Linked DNA regions of Homo sapiens: regions 1 and 3 are each linked to region 2. The links are chromatin loops, found by intact Hi-C in ENCODE. Cell type or tissue: OCI-LY7. All regions are shown on one strand. Region 1 overlaps GAB1 (GRB2 associated binding protein 1). Region 2 has its middle 31 kb from the start of SMARCA5. Region 3 overlaps GAB1 (GRB2 associated binding protein 1).

Region 1 (5,000 bases), 79 kb before region 2:
TTGAAATATCAAGAGATCTTTTTTTGGAATAAATTATTCATCTGTTAGATCTAATAAATCATTCTGCACACTGTGAGATTGCAATTGTTGGTAAACAAGGTGATAACATTTCTGTTGAGAGGATTATACAGATTTGTTTTAGTCATTATTTGCTTAGAGCATCAACTGCATTCTGTACCAGATTGGGCAAGGCCTAACAGAACATTCATTGAGTGATAATTAAATATCTTAAATGCTACAATGTTTTGGGGATGCTGTGTTAAGTTAGAAAGTAAATAAATATCTAGTGTTTTTATAATCATGAAATGCATTTTCTTTATGGGTTTCAGGAAGCATTTCAGTTAGGACTTCACCTTTCCCTCCGTAATTCTAGCATGGTAAGCAAGACTTGGAAAAAGTCACAATAGGTGGAAAATTAAGGAATTAAAAATTTAAACCTGCCTCAGAAGGTTGTATGGCTCCTGAAACCAAAGATACATTCATCCTTATTTTAAAAACTAGCTACTTAAAAGTATGTATGATATGAATAAAGATTAGATGAGAATATGGAGAAATAGATTTTTTGATGCTGGCGAGATTATGTATAATTTTCGCCTTCACTTTTCAGTTGACGTTGTTGCTAGTTATTTATTTAAAATAAATTTGTTAAAGTAAATGCCCATATAGCTTACATGATTTTTTTCTGGAGAACACTTTCCTTGGATATTGGGCAACCTTCAGAAATAATAGACTCCACCACAGTACTTTAAGAGGCACAGACATTTAAAATTTATGATATACAAGTATAAGCTAAGTTTATGTTTGCAGGGTTTTTTTTTTCTCTTTAACAGCTGCTAGAATTTTAAGATTTCTTAGAATTAAAGACGAGATAAAATTTAAACCAATGCTATCCAAAAATTAATATCTAAGAATAACTTCGCATAAATTATAGAGACCAAATAGGCTTTTGTCTACACTAATAAAATGTTCCTTTGAATCCTTAATAATCTTAGTATAACTGCCCTAGGCGATCCAGGTTGATTGAAGCATTATGGATTTTAGTTGGAAAATTTTCCCTGTGTTTGATTTAGAATTATCTAGCTTTTTCAGGAACAGAACAATAAATAGAATTGTTGTCTTTAACATGCCTACCCTTCTGTACCAGCTGGGATATGAGGACTTTTATCTGTGTTCATAGCATATATATCTGTGTTCCACTTGACTTCTGGTCTCCTTTTCTCTATTTCACCAGCATGTACAGTCTTAGGAATGAGGAATGGGGAAGAGATCACTGGATTAGAGAGGGGATGTGTTGAGTGGAAAAATACAGGCCAAATAACTTCCTTCAGAATTTCGTGAAGGTCAGGTCCCATCACAAAGGGTTGGAGATTTGTGGTATTTTGAAGCCCTCTAATTAAATAGGGGAATAGGTACCATCTTTTCCTTTCCTGTTCACCTTTCCCTGTTCTACCCTTCTTCGTTCTAGTTAAATACCAGCAATTGGATATGTAAAGTAAAATACTGAAATGTGAAATTCTGTGGTGAAATGTGGGATGTCCAGATGACATCTCTGAAAACCCAAAGCCAATCCCTGTGCTCCAAACTGAAGGTTTATATTTAGAAGACAGTGCAGATCCTGTATTTTTAAATTGCTGTAAACATGTTTATGTGGTTATTTTTAGCTTTTACAGACTTTAGTGAACTTCCAAGTTGGCAAGTCAGACACAGTCGGTTGTTGTCTGTTACCTCAGATGCCAGCACTTTCTGAATGACTCTGGTTGTCTCACTGGGTTTCTAACATGTTGAAAGCAGATGAGTGTGTAAGTTATCTTGTGTCAACTGCACATGGTCTATCTAATCTATCTATATGGGTGATTGTATTACTATACATAGTGTACTTGTTTTCTTTTTTCTTTTTTTTTTGTTTTTAAGCTTTTATGAACTGGTAACAATTTTGCTTGGAGCTCAAGATGAGTTGGGTCCTGCCAGATGGCACTGTTATTTCTCTGGCAGAAGTAGCTAGTTATTTTCTCTTTTCCTTCAACACTTCTCTCCTTGTCCTCAAGCATTAAATCATGCATATACAATACAAATCCTTACAGCCGCTGTTATTTTCAGTCCATTGTATCTATTTCCTGTTGACCGAAGGTTATGAGGCTTGGGTAGTGTAGAGGGAGATGAAAAGTTGACAGAAAAAAGAAAGCTGGGCTCATTTTAGGGGCAAAACACCATAAAATGGGCAAGATGGCACTTGGATTTATTGAAAACAAAAAGAAATAAATAGGCAATCGTCTTTCTTGTATGGTGAGATCATTATCTGCATGGTGCATGCATGAAGAATCGTTTTCCTCCAAGAATCGTGTTTTATGAAAGGGTGACACCCGTAGCCCTCATGGGGAAAGAGGAAGATGTCATTATTGGCACTTGGGCTGAGCCTTCCACGTTTGCATCAGAGATCTTGATTTCATTATCTGTGCCATAATTTTTATCTTGCATTCAACCTTGTACTTAGTCCTTCTCTTTAGATGAAGTTATTCATTCTTGCTTATTGGACTTAATGTAGTTTATAGTCAGTAGCTCCAGAAGGCATAATTTATCTCTTTGGAAGGATGTCTTTCTAAAGAAACTTTTCATTGCCATATATCTTGTTCTGGAAGCTTTAGACTGAGATTTATGTTAAGAAGAAAATGATATTTAAGCGTTATTTTGGCTTTTTACATATAAATCTAATTATGGAAATTTGAAATTTGATTTGTAACACTTCAGTGCTTTCCCTTTAGTTCTTAATGTGAAAGTGTTGTTTTTAAACAGTGATCCAAATCTTAATATAGCAGTGTTTTATTTTGTTGTAAATTGTGAATGTTTCATAAGAAACTAAGAAAAGAAAATGGGAATGTTTTGTTTTGCTGGAAATTCAAAACAGTAGTTCTAACCCAGAAATAATTATTTTGGATTGGATAGCTGAACAAGAAATGGAATTTAGAATCAGTACATTTTTTGAAGATAAATTTTCATTGAAAAATTCTAGATTGTCATTGGCGTATTTTATTAATGATCAGTTTTATTTAAGCAACCATTTCCTTTCCTAATCATGACAATAACAACATATGGGACACATTTTTAGGGTAGAGTAAGTTTGTGGAACACAGTGAAACTAGGAAATAGACCCACATGCTTGTTAGGATCTCAGGCACAACTGCTTACAGTAGCATTACACAATTTAAATATTTGTTGTGGATTTTATTATTAAAGCTGTACCTGCTTCAGCAATTGATCTTGCTTGTCTCTTAAGTTGAAGAAATATCCTTTAAAACTGCACTGTCCAGCCTGGGCAACCCACTGAGACCTCATCTCTTCCAAAAAATTGAAAAGTTAGCCAGGCGTGGTGGCATGCACGTGTGGTCCCAGCTACTGGACAGGCTGAGGTGGGAGGATTGCTTGAGCCCAGGAGGTTGATGCTGCCATGAGCCATGACTGCTCCATTGCACACAGCCTGAGCAACAGAGCGAGACACTGTTGCAAAACTGAAAACAAAACAACTGCATTGTCCATATGATAGCTTCTAGCCACATGTGGCTAAATTTAAATTAAATAAGTTAGAAAATCAGTTCCTCAGTTGCATCAGCCACTTTTCAAGTTTTGTAGTCACATGTTGGCTAATGGATCCTGTGATGGTCAGCACAGCCATTTCCATTATCACAGAAAGTTCTGTTGGACAGCACTGCTCCAAAACTGCAATTAGAATTTGCCTCTGTGCAGGAAAATTTTATGTCTTTAATTTGAGAGATAACATGAATTTTCTACTGCATAAACAATATTTATTTTTTCATGGTCTTGTTCTTTATTTAAACAAGACGTTATTAAACATCAAATGGACATTGACATTATACTTCATAGCATATGCCATTTTGTTCTTATTCTCTGTGATGACGTTACATTCTACCCTCTGAGAGACTGGGAAGTCATTACACACACACATACACACAAATGTATGGATATATAGAGAGAGAGAGAGACTATGTAACTGTGTATATATACATAAAAATGCTAACATAATATTCAATGACTGAAATGTGTGGGCCTTCTCATAGTAGGCACTGTGAAGTTGTAGGTTCCTAATATTAACATATTGGCACGGTTTCAGTCCCAGGGTTCATAATTGACTTATTCCCTGATTAAGTTAGTTTCACTTTTTGTTCACTGAGCCTTGTGGGCTGGAGATTTGAGAGTTTATGGCTGAATTCTTACAACAATAAGAAAACCCACTATTGGTTTGTTGTATCATCCATTATACCTGAAGGCCAAGTTAGTGAAGAACAGAGACAGCATCATTACCAAATGAATTAAGACATTCATTCATTTGTTCATTTATTCAGGCAACAGTTATCACCCATGCCTTTTAACCACCAAGTCCTTGCATGCTGTACACTATGCTGAACACTTAAAGAGAAATAAGACAGAATCTTGGGGGAGGAAAGCAGTTGTACAAAGGGTTGATTGAAATGCCAAGGTAGAGTGCTATGATGGAGGTTTGCACAAGGTACTGTGGACATCTTGGAGTAGTCAGCTTGACCTGGCCGAGGTGACAGGGGAGCCAGAATTTGCAGAAAGAAAGGTGTTGCCAATATTCCTTCACACCAAATTCCATCTACTCCAAATGGAAAAGATGAGTTTCTTGCCATGATCTCTCAGTATTTTGGGAATTTTGCAAACCATGGGGAGAAAAAAAACTCTTTAAAAAAAAAAGCCATTCCTAAGCATCACTTTGATGGCTGTGTAAGACTCCTGTATGGTGGTATATCATCGTTTATTTACTCAGTTTCCTACTGTGACTAATCATCTGGGTTTGCCCAGGACTGAGCCATTTTCTAGGATGTGGGACTTGCAGAGCTAAAACGAGGATAGTCTTGTGAAAACTGGGATAGTTGATCATCCTACCTTCTACTGAATATTTAGATCATTTCAAATATTTACTTACAGAAACAATACTGTGCTGAAAATTTTGGTGCCTAGGTATTTAG
Region 2 (5,000 bases):
TATTCTTGAAAAATAACAATGTGGAAGAAGTACTCTATAAGATTTACAACTTATTATAAAGATGTAGCAAGTAACATTGGTACCAGGATGAAAAAGTATGCCAAAGGAACTCAAAAGAGAACACAGAAACAGAACCACGTATATATGGACACTGATTTATGACACAGTAGCTGCAGAGCAGTGGAAAACAATGTGGACCACATGGATATCCATATAAATAAAAGAAGAAAATTGACCTGTGACTCATATTATAAGCAAGTATCAATTCCTAGTGAACTGTAGATATAATTGTGAAAGGCAAAACAATAACAAAGCTTATACAGGATAATTTTATCATGATTCAAAAAAAAAAGAAGGTTTCTTAAAGAGGACCAGAAAGGAATTAACCAAAAAATAAAAGATTGACAAATTGGATTATATCAAAGTTAAGAACATCTACTCATCAATAGATACTGTTACAATAACCAAAAGCAAAACACACAGTGGGAAAATTAACAAATGATTCATAAACTGATTATATTTAGAACTCCTATAGATCAGTAAGAAAAATGCAGTAACTCAAAAAGGGGCAGGAGACGAGAATGCAAACAAAACCCACGTTATACTACTGCACATCCACTCAAATGATTAAAAAGACTGCCAATACGAAGCATTGCTAAGAATGTGTAAATTAATCTCATGCAGTGCTAGTAGGGGTCAAATTAACACAACCACTTTGAAAGACTGTCATTATTTACAAAATGTACAAAATATTTACAAAATTTAGACATATGAATACCTTATGGCCTAAAAATCATACTACCGAGTTATACCCAACTGAAATGCATGCACATGTGTAGCAAGAGACAGACATGAGAATGTTCATGGTAGTATTATTTACAAAAACAAAATGAGCAAAATAACCCAAATGCCCATCAACAGTAGAAAGGAGAAGTGAATTATGTTTTATTTCAATAATTCAGATATTTAAATGAATAAACTACAGCCACTCATAAGCATATAGATGAATTTCTCAAGTACAAGATTGACTAAAAGAAGCTAGATACAAAAGAACACAACATATGATTTTACCCACATAAAGTGCAAAAACAGTGCAAAAACTAAACCATGGTGTTTAATGCATGCTTAGGTGGCAAAACTATAAAGGAAGTAAGGAGTTAATTTCCTAAAGTCGAGGATAGTAATTACACTGGATGGGAAGGACAGGTAAAAAGTTGGAAGGGGCGCATGTGGTTTTTGGAGTGCTGGCAATGTTCTATTTATTCACTTGGGTGGTGGTTGCCTAGGTATGTTCACTTTGTAATAATTAATCGTGCTGCATATTTTTGTTTTGTGAACTCTGTGTGTTTTATTTCATAATGAAAAGATTAAAAATAAACTATTGCCAAAAATGTTTGACCTGAATCTAACATCCAGAAGACAGAGGGACAATTTAATTGACACCACCAGGAAACAATCAGACAAAATATAGAATATTCCATGTAAGACAACTTGCCCGGTCTCTACAAAAAGATGAAGTCTTTTTTTTTTTTAAGTGAGGGACTGCTCCAGAACAAAAGAGACAAACGCATAACAACCACAATACTTCATGGGGGAAGAAAGTGATTTAAGACATTTTAGGCACAAATAGCACATTTAAAATATGAACTAGATAATAAATGGTATTAAAGAATTACTCATAATTTTTCTGGTGTAATAATATTATGACAATGTAGTTGAATGTCCTTCATTATATAGATGGCTGCTGAATTATTTAGGGTTAAAACATCTGAAAATAATATTGAAAAAAATGCACACACATATACATATATGTACAGAGATAAACAGAGCAAAATAATTGGCATGTGCCTGCAGTCCCATCTACTTGGGAGGCTGAGATGGAAGGATTGCTTGAGCTCAGATGTTTGAGACCAGCCTGGGCAACAAAGTGAGACTCTGTCTCTTAAAAAGATAAGATGTAAGTTAAAATCAAAATATTAATAATTATTCCATCAAGGTGGTAAATGTTTATTGTACTATTCTTTCAAATTTTCTATTGAAGAGTTTTATAGTAGAAAGTTGAAAAGTAGTTGAACAATTCAATTATCTTTCTTATACCTGGAAAAAATGAGAGGAAGAGAAAAAAAAGGAAGGGAGGAAGGCAGGCAAGAAGCCAGGCGTTCAGGAAGGAAGAAAGGAAGGAAAGAATACACATATAATACATGGGAAAATCCTTGGATTCATTAGAAGAATAAGTAGACAAAATAAGCCATTACTATGAATTGGCAATGATTTTAAAAAATTGATTTGAATAATATCTCTATATGTTGCATATGTTCTCCACATCCCTTTTCTCAATTTCACATGTTAATCTAAATAACATCACAGAATAATTTTTATAAGGTATTATTTCTTTCTATACAATGTTTCTTATAAATAATACAATCATAGGGTTCAAAACATAAAAAGCATTAAATAGTTTACAGAAAAAAGTACCCCTCTCTCCTATGCCCATGTTATATGTCCTTCCAGAGATATGCTGTACACTCATAAGCAAACTCATATATACTAGTTCATATGTATTAAGGGACTTTTAAATTTAGGTTCTCCTTGACCTTACTTTGGTTTTTTTCTCCTAAGATTACATATGCACATTGCCAGCAGCGATGAACAAGTTGTTATTTGGTGGACAGCACCCTCTTGTGCATGAACTGAATTTTCAAGGGAAATCTGACAAAAAGTAGAATAAATTACATGAATATTCTCTCATGGAATTACAATTGTAAAAGTTCCTTGAAGCCAAGTGGTCTGCCCCCTTGCCTTCAATAAGTCAGTTAAGACCAGCCCTAAAGTATTAGTCATTTTCTTTTAAATCTTCAGAAGAAGGTGTCCCCACACTTGCCTTACCAATTTCACATATATTTTGTGCTTTTTGGTCTCCAAAACATTCTCACATCCATAATATTTTGTTTGATTACAACCTGAGTTATTGTCCCCTTTTTCCACTGAAATATATTAATAATTCACATACCAAATAACTCGCCCATTTAAACTATACAGCTGATTTTTAGTGTATTTGCAGCCTTTTACCACCATCACCACAATTAATTTAGAACGTTTTCATCAGCCCGAAAACAAATTCCGTACCCATTGGCAATCACTACCAATTACCCCAATCCTGCCTCAGCCCTAGGCTATCATGAACCTATTTTCTGGTTCTGTAGATTTCCCTTTTCTAGACATTTAATAAAAATAGAACCCATACAATATGTGGCATGGCCGTTTATGACTAGCTTCTTTCCTTTAGCATACTGTACACAAGGTTCATGTATGCTGTAGCATGTATCAGTACTGCTTTCCTTTTTATTGCTGAATAATATTCCATTTTACGGCTGTGCTACATTTTAATTATCCATTCATCAGTTGATGGACATTTGGATTGTTTCCACTTTCAAGGTAGTATGAATAAATGCTGCTATAGACATTTGGCCTCCTTTTTATTTTCTTTTATTTTTTAAAGATATTTTAGGCAGAAATAGCACATTTAAAATATGAACTCCATCTCACTCTGTCACCCAGGCTGGAGTGCAATGGCACGATCTTGGCTCACTGCAACCTCCACCTCCCAAGTTCAAGCCATTCTTCTGCCTCAGCCTCCCAAGTAGCTAGGATTACAAGCGTGTGCCACCACGCCTGGCTAATTTTGTATTTTTAGTTAAGAGATGGGGTTTCACCATGTTGGTCAGGCTGGTCATGAACTCCTGACCTCAGATGATCCACCCACCTCGGCCTCCCAAAGTACTGGGATTACAGGCGTGAGCCACCGTGCCCGGCCTCTTTTTTTTTTTTTTTTTTTTTTTTTGAGACAGAGTCTTGCTCTGTCGCCCAGGCTGGGATACAGTGGCACAATCTCGGCTCACTGCAGCCTCCACTTCCAGGTTCAAGTAATTCTCCTGCCCCAGCCTCCCAAGTAGCTGGGACTACAGGCACGAGCCACCACGCCCAGCTAATTTTTGTATTTGTAGCAGAGACAGGGTTTTGCCATGTTGTCTAGGCTAGTCTGGAACTCCTGGCCTCAGGTGATCCGCCCACCCCAGCCTCCCAAAGTGTTGGGATTACAAGCATGAGCCACCGCACCCGGCCGCCCTCCTTTTTCAGTTGCAAAGATGGAAGTCTCCTGAGCCGAGATAATCAGAGGCTCACAAAAAGGGGACTTGGCTTTGCCCATAGCCACCACCATTACCAAAAGCACTCCAACTACAGTGGCATCCCCCACAACTCCAATTCACCTAGGTCCTGTCATCTATCATCTCTAATTCTTCACCCCCAAAATGATCGTCCCATTACTTGCCACAGTCTCCCACCTCTTCCTAACCCTTAAGCCTTTCCTCTGGTTCTCTAAAGGAAGAGCTTTATCTCAATTTTATTCCCAAACTGACTTCACTAAACGTGAGCTCTCCTGAGGATACTACTTCCCATCTCTTTCAAGTGAAAGTATTTTCCTGTCATACCCTAGACCCTAAGAGCAGGACATGAGTCCCCTTCTTCCTCTTCCAACACTACTTCAAACAAGTTCTCAATCCTCATCCCAAAACTGTAACTATAGGAGCTTAAGACACCACCGTCCTCGTCGCTATATTCTAGTGATTTCTGTTCACTCCCTCTCATTCAGAGGTCACTCTCTCTCATCCCCCATGCCTCAATGCCTTCCCTTCTTCTATATTTCTTCCAATTTTCTGGGTAACTTTAATATCCTTCAGGGCAATGCATACAGCACACCAGCCTCTCCATGTTCCTTAAACTCCAATGACCTTTTCCTCCTCCTGCTTTCTACCCTAGAACTTGTGGAATCAGGCCAATTCACTAAATGAACAATTGGCAGAATATACTTTAATATTTGTTACTATTAATAAAGTTTACAACTGTACTCCACATCAAATGGAATAGATTTAACAGCTTTTGATAATTTCCTGTGACATTTTAGTTGAATAGTGTTACTTCATCTTCACAACAGCTTTTAA
Region 3 (5,000 bases), 110 kb before region 2:
ATATATTTTTACCTTTCTAACATTGCAGGGAGTGACCTTTCTTTTTCATTCAGTCTCAGTTATGTGTCCAAAGCATTGGTATATGTTTTGGTTTAGTTTTTAATTTGCAAGCTCCATGTAAGACTACAGTGGGTTTTTTGTCAGATGCCTCCTTATTTATGAGTTGGAGTGAAGACAGGGAGAGTATTGACCTCATTCTTCCTGGAGATCTTTTTTGTTTTCCAAGGAGTTTGGTGTCGTATTTTATAGGATTTTCTAGATTATATGTATAACATCTTGACTCCACTCAAATGCCCAAGAACCCATACATTTTGGTGGCAGCATGACTTTCAAGAGGAGTTGCTTCTCTTGCTTAGTACAAAGTGTCCATGGATCAGAATGTGATTAAACAAGTCAAGTCAGGTGACTTGTCACTGAGGGTTTGTATTGGTTGCAAGTACCAGAAATGTGCCTGTGCCGATTGGGGAATCAGGATATTAGTCAAAGGAAAGGAAAACCTGTTCAACAATTTTTCTTGCTTTTCATGTGCTGCAGAGAAAAGGCTAAATCCCATCTGGTGCACACTATTGTGGGAATCTTATACTTTAGATTCATAAACACAGTATGTTCAGATTTTCTAGATTTGACATTTGCTTGAATGTGTTCGGTGTGTATTTTATACTGAGTGTCAAATTTCTTGCCTTTTGACGATAGCTGACTTTTAGTTGACTAAAAAAGTAGTAGTCATAGTTAGGTTTACTATCTGTGGCTATCACAGGGTTCACATGGGCATCATTGTCCAACCAAAGTTGCTTCTGAAGTGCTGCCATACAGTCTTGGCTCTCATGAACACTTGTCCTAGTTTTTACCGTTGTCCTGGAAGAATTACTTTCACGAGTGTCTGGGTTTGGAGGAAAAATTGTATGGCTCCTATGGATACGTCTCAAAGTATTCTAGGAAGCAAGTTGTTCCCATTGTGCAGTTATTGCTTTGACATCTGGCCTTCCTTACTTACCTCTGCTACAGAAAGAATCCAGAATGACTTGTAAGGCTGGTAAACCCAGTGATTCTTGGAATACTTTTTCAAGAATGCTCCTCCAGGAATGCTCTTGGAGTCTCACTCTGTAGCCCAAGCTTGAGTGCAGTCGTGTGATCCTGGCTCACTGCAACCTCCGCCCCCTGGGCTCAAGGGATTCTCATGCTTCAGCCTCCTGAATAGCTGGAATTATAGGTGCCCGCCACAACGCCTGGCTAAGTTTTTGTATTTTACTAGAGACGGGGTTTCACCATGTTGCCCAAGGTGGTCTTGAACTCCTGAGCTCAGGCGATGTGCCCGCCTTGGCCTCCCAAAGTGCTGGGATTACAGGCATCAGCCACTGCACCCGGCCTGAAAACACATTTTCTTAATGGGACTAAACTTTTCTAGCTGAATTGATCTATTTTAAAACTTGCCAATGAAAGCTCCTTAGTAGTATCTGCTAATTAAATGCAGTTTTTATACCTAACGGACCTTTTAAAGAATGTGTGCACTTTGCAAACCCCATTGCTTCTTGCCGTATCTGAGCACTTGCCACCTGGTGGTAAGGAGACCATTCCATCTCCTTCACTAGATGGTAGCACCTGGAAGTCAGGGATCATTGCTGACTTATCTTGCCTCCCAACATTGATCATGCAGTAGGTGTGGATGAGAAAGAGGGAGATAAGGGAAGAAAGGGGGCTGTGAATAAACGCTGTTGCTTTCTGCTTCCTTTTTAGGAGTTAAAAGTCTCTTCAGCTACCTGTTTAGGAGTATGAAAGCAAATCTAGGAAATGGCCTCTGCAGTTTTCCGAATATGACAAATCATTTAGTTTCCTAAGCTTGTTACTCTACAGTGGGACTTCTCAACCTCTGCACTGTTGATATTGTGGCCTGGATGATTGTTTGTTGTGTGGCCTGCCCTGTGCATTATAGGGTGTTTAGTTAGCAGCAGCATCCTTGGTCTCTGCCCACTAGATGCCAGTAGTGCACCCCATCCCCAGCTGTGACAACAAAAATGTCTGCAGGCATTGCCAAGTGTGCCCTGGAGGCAAAATAGCCGCCCCCTAATTGAGATTGAGAACCGCTGCTGCATAGGAGCTCCTGTCTGGGACAAATGCCCACCAGAGAAACCAGCAAGTAATAGAAATGTGGCTTTGGAAGGGAACTTAGAAATCATCTGGAATGTTGTATCCTGGAGAACTCCTCGCCCCACACCAGCGCCAGCACCCCTCCCCAACCCCCTACACCACCTCCACCTTTATACTTATGCTTTATACCTGCAGAACTATAACCTAAGGGAAGGAATGAATATAAAAAAGAAAAAAATACAACTATATGAGGTAATACTGTTTAGGGCTTGTAGGGTTATTTGTTTTAAGTTTGCTTACAGATCATGAACATGTGTCTACTTTCAGGTTACTCAAAATAAGAAAGCATAAGCTTATAGAAATAGGTCAGGGAGAAAAACACAGAAAAACTAATGTGCAGCACTACTAAAAAAGAATTCAAGGTGTATGTTGAACATTTTTCAGATTAAAAAGAACTCACTGGAATGTGGCTGGATTGCTAGTATCGCCCTGTGGAGCTATCTGGGCTTCATATGAGGCTATTCTAAGTACATGCATCAAAAAAGAGATATAGAAGAGTATTTAAAGTAATGATAATTGGCCTTTTTCAAAAAATGACTTGCTTTCTAAACCTGAAAAATAGCCATCATGATACTAGAGAAATAGCTGAGATATTAATATTTCCTCTGTAGATTGTTTTGTTTTATAAGGGCATTTTGTGTCTTACTAAGAAATCTCACATAAAAGTAAGAACACCAAATTAAATATTAGCTCTTGTGGTTATTTTAAGACTCATCTCAATAACCAAGAGAATTTGGTTCTCACACTTTGTACCTTTTGATTGTAAACAGCTTTAAACAGGTTTATGTTGTACTTCATCAAAAATTATAGAGGATCTGCAGACTGAGACGCATTGGGACTGAAATTAGGCAATTCAGAGTTTCTCATGCATGTAAGCTGCTTTTATTTTGATCCCTATCATTCTTAGTCTGTCTTTTCAAATATTCTACTGGAAGGACTGTTGTGAGTTGAGGGCAAAGGAGAAAATGGCAGGGTCTCGAGCCACCAGGCCTCATAATACCTGCTCTTTGAGGTAGAGTAAAAGCTAACTGATGAATGTTTTCCAGAATAATATTTAGATTTAGTCTGGTGGTTTTTTTTTTTTTCTTGTTTTGTTTGCTTTGGTTTAAGCTCAATACAGTCACATCTGAATTTACACAACAAAAATGTTTCCGAAAAGTTGTGGATGAATCCATTTTTAATAAGCCAAGTACTATAAAAAGCATCAGAAGAACTTGTTAACTGAACTTATCCTAATGTTCTGATCACCTGTTTCTTTTAATAGACATAGTGGTTGCAACAATGCTTTGATTAGTTCCTTTTTGGAAGCTGGCTTTTGTTGGGGGGAGGGTTTTTGTTTCTTGTATCTTAAACTTGACACCTTGATTCTCATTGAAAAAACTTTCAACCATGTATGGTTGGTGATTTGTTGAAATTTATAACTGAAAATCTGCCACTCTGCTTTTAGTATTTGAAATGCCTTGGCAGGGAGACGTTTTTCTCAGAACAGATCTTTTGGAGGACCTCAGGAAGTTAATTATTCTGGCAAGAAGTTCTTTTTGAACTTTTTTGGATCATTATGATATTATGCTAATTTATCTAAAAAATGGATTCTAAGTTGAATAACTGTATAGTCCTGGCAGATAAGAGCATGTCAGATGTCTTGGCACAGTTTGGGGACAGAGGGGACTTTCCCACTTCTTTATGTAATCCACCATCATAATGTGGGAGTTTTATGAAATTTCTTCTGTTATACAGAAATACTTAGCTTTTTAGGCCGTATGTGCTGCTCAGTGAAAACAAGCTCTGTGTATGTCTGTATATGTTTAAATGAAATGAAAAAGAGAAGTGAAATCCAAGAAATTTCTGGTTTGCAGTGGTGATTATTTTTAGCCACGTTCATGTGTTTTAAACAATCCCTTTTAGGTCTGTTGAATGTAGCTTGGAACAGAACGTCCCATAGAAATGATAGTATAGTACACGTGGTGGCAAAGTTTCCATATTAGCCCTCAAAGATTATTTAACTCATCATATACTCACACGCTTTGCCGTACAAGGGGCAATGATGTATAGCGTATAAAAACACTGTTTAATAATACTCAACCTACAGCAACTTTCAATACTAAGAATGAAATAAAATTGAAAAATTGTAAAAATGCATAAGGATAAATTTTGTTTCTCTGAAAAGGTTGCTTTTGAGGAAAAGTAGTTTTAAAGAGACTTGGTGGTGTGGTAGAAGAACTCCCAGCAGACCTGAAGATGTAGCAGATGTATAGCAGTTTGGGCATCTTGGACAAGTAAATCATACTCGCAAGCCTCAGTTTCTTTTAATGTCATGGGGATAGTTGTGTGGATCAGAGCAGAATTTGTGTGAAGGTGATTTGCAAACTGTAAAGTCCTATGCAAATATACAATATATGTTCTGGTTCTTTTCTTAATTATGAAAATCTTGTATCCTGGCCTTTTTCTTGACACTCATATATTAGTAACAAAAATCTTTATGCTTAGCAACAATTAGTAAGGTCCTATTTCGCTCACAAATACAATAAATGCATGTTATTTTGACCTACATGGATGATAGAAACATTTGCTTTTTTGTGACAGCCTATTGGAACTTCCAAAGTGTCTCTCTCTCTCTCTCTCTCTCTCTCTCTCTCTCTCTCTCTCTCGTTTTTCTAGTCTCTAAACCTCTCTTGTTTTTTCTTTGTCTGAGTATCTTTCTGAACCACCGTCTCAAGTTTCAGGTTATACGACAGAGCTCATACTCCAAGCCCTGGCCTCTCTCTGACCTTGTGCCTCTGGCCTGGGACAAGCTTCACACTGCCAGACTCTGCAGCTGACCCTTTGTATCTCCCAGTAGTCTGAGCAGCATTCAT

Evidence for each region. A loop is a pair of places that touch in the nucleus more often than their neighbours do. Peaks named below come from ENCODE experiments on the same cell type or tissue, not always from the same donor. Only the 100,000 strongest peaks of a DNase experiment are listed, where the experiment ranks them.
Region 1: a loop joins it to region 2, with 7 times the contacts of the local background. A loop is called at or near these places in 17 of 110 quality-filtered maps.
Region 3: a loop joins it to region 2, with 10 times the contacts of the local background. A loop is called at or near these places in 20 of 110 quality-filtered maps.

What each region holds. Positions count from the first base shown.
Region 1 is chr4:143,401,251-143,406,250 of GRCh38, forward strand. The region is part of intron 1 of GAB1 (GRB2 associated binding protein 1); the gene reads left to right. Among named protein-coding and RNA genes, the nearest start is that of MIR3139, 60 kb to the left of the region's middle. RefSeq lists enhancers at 3,281-3,340, 3,461-3,580, 3,591-3,670. In OCI-LY7, a CTCF peak has its summit at 2,091; DNase peaks (open chromatin) are centred at 1,761, 2,121, 2,381, 3,521 and 2 weaker places; H3K4me3 peaks cover 3,781 bases; H3K27ac peaks cover 5,000 bases.
Region 2 is chr4:143,480,297-143,485,296 of GRCh38, forward strand. No RefSeq gene overlaps it. Among named protein-coding and RNA genes, the nearest start is that of SMARCA5, 31 kb to the right of the region's middle. In OCI-LY7, a CTCF peak has its summit at 2,677 (motif pointing left); a DNase peak (open chromatin) is centred at 2,645.
Region 3 is chr4:143,373,881-143,378,880 of GRCh38, forward strand. All of the region lies in intron 1 of GAB1 (GRB2 associated binding protein 1), which reads left to right. Among named protein-coding and RNA genes, the nearest start is that of MIR3139, 33 kb to the left of the region's middle. In OCI-LY7, a CTCF peak has its summit at 1,951 (motif pointing right); DNase peaks (open chromatin) are centred at 1,558, 1,991 and 4,031; H3K4me3 peaks cover 3,362 bases; H3K27ac peaks cover 3,776 bases.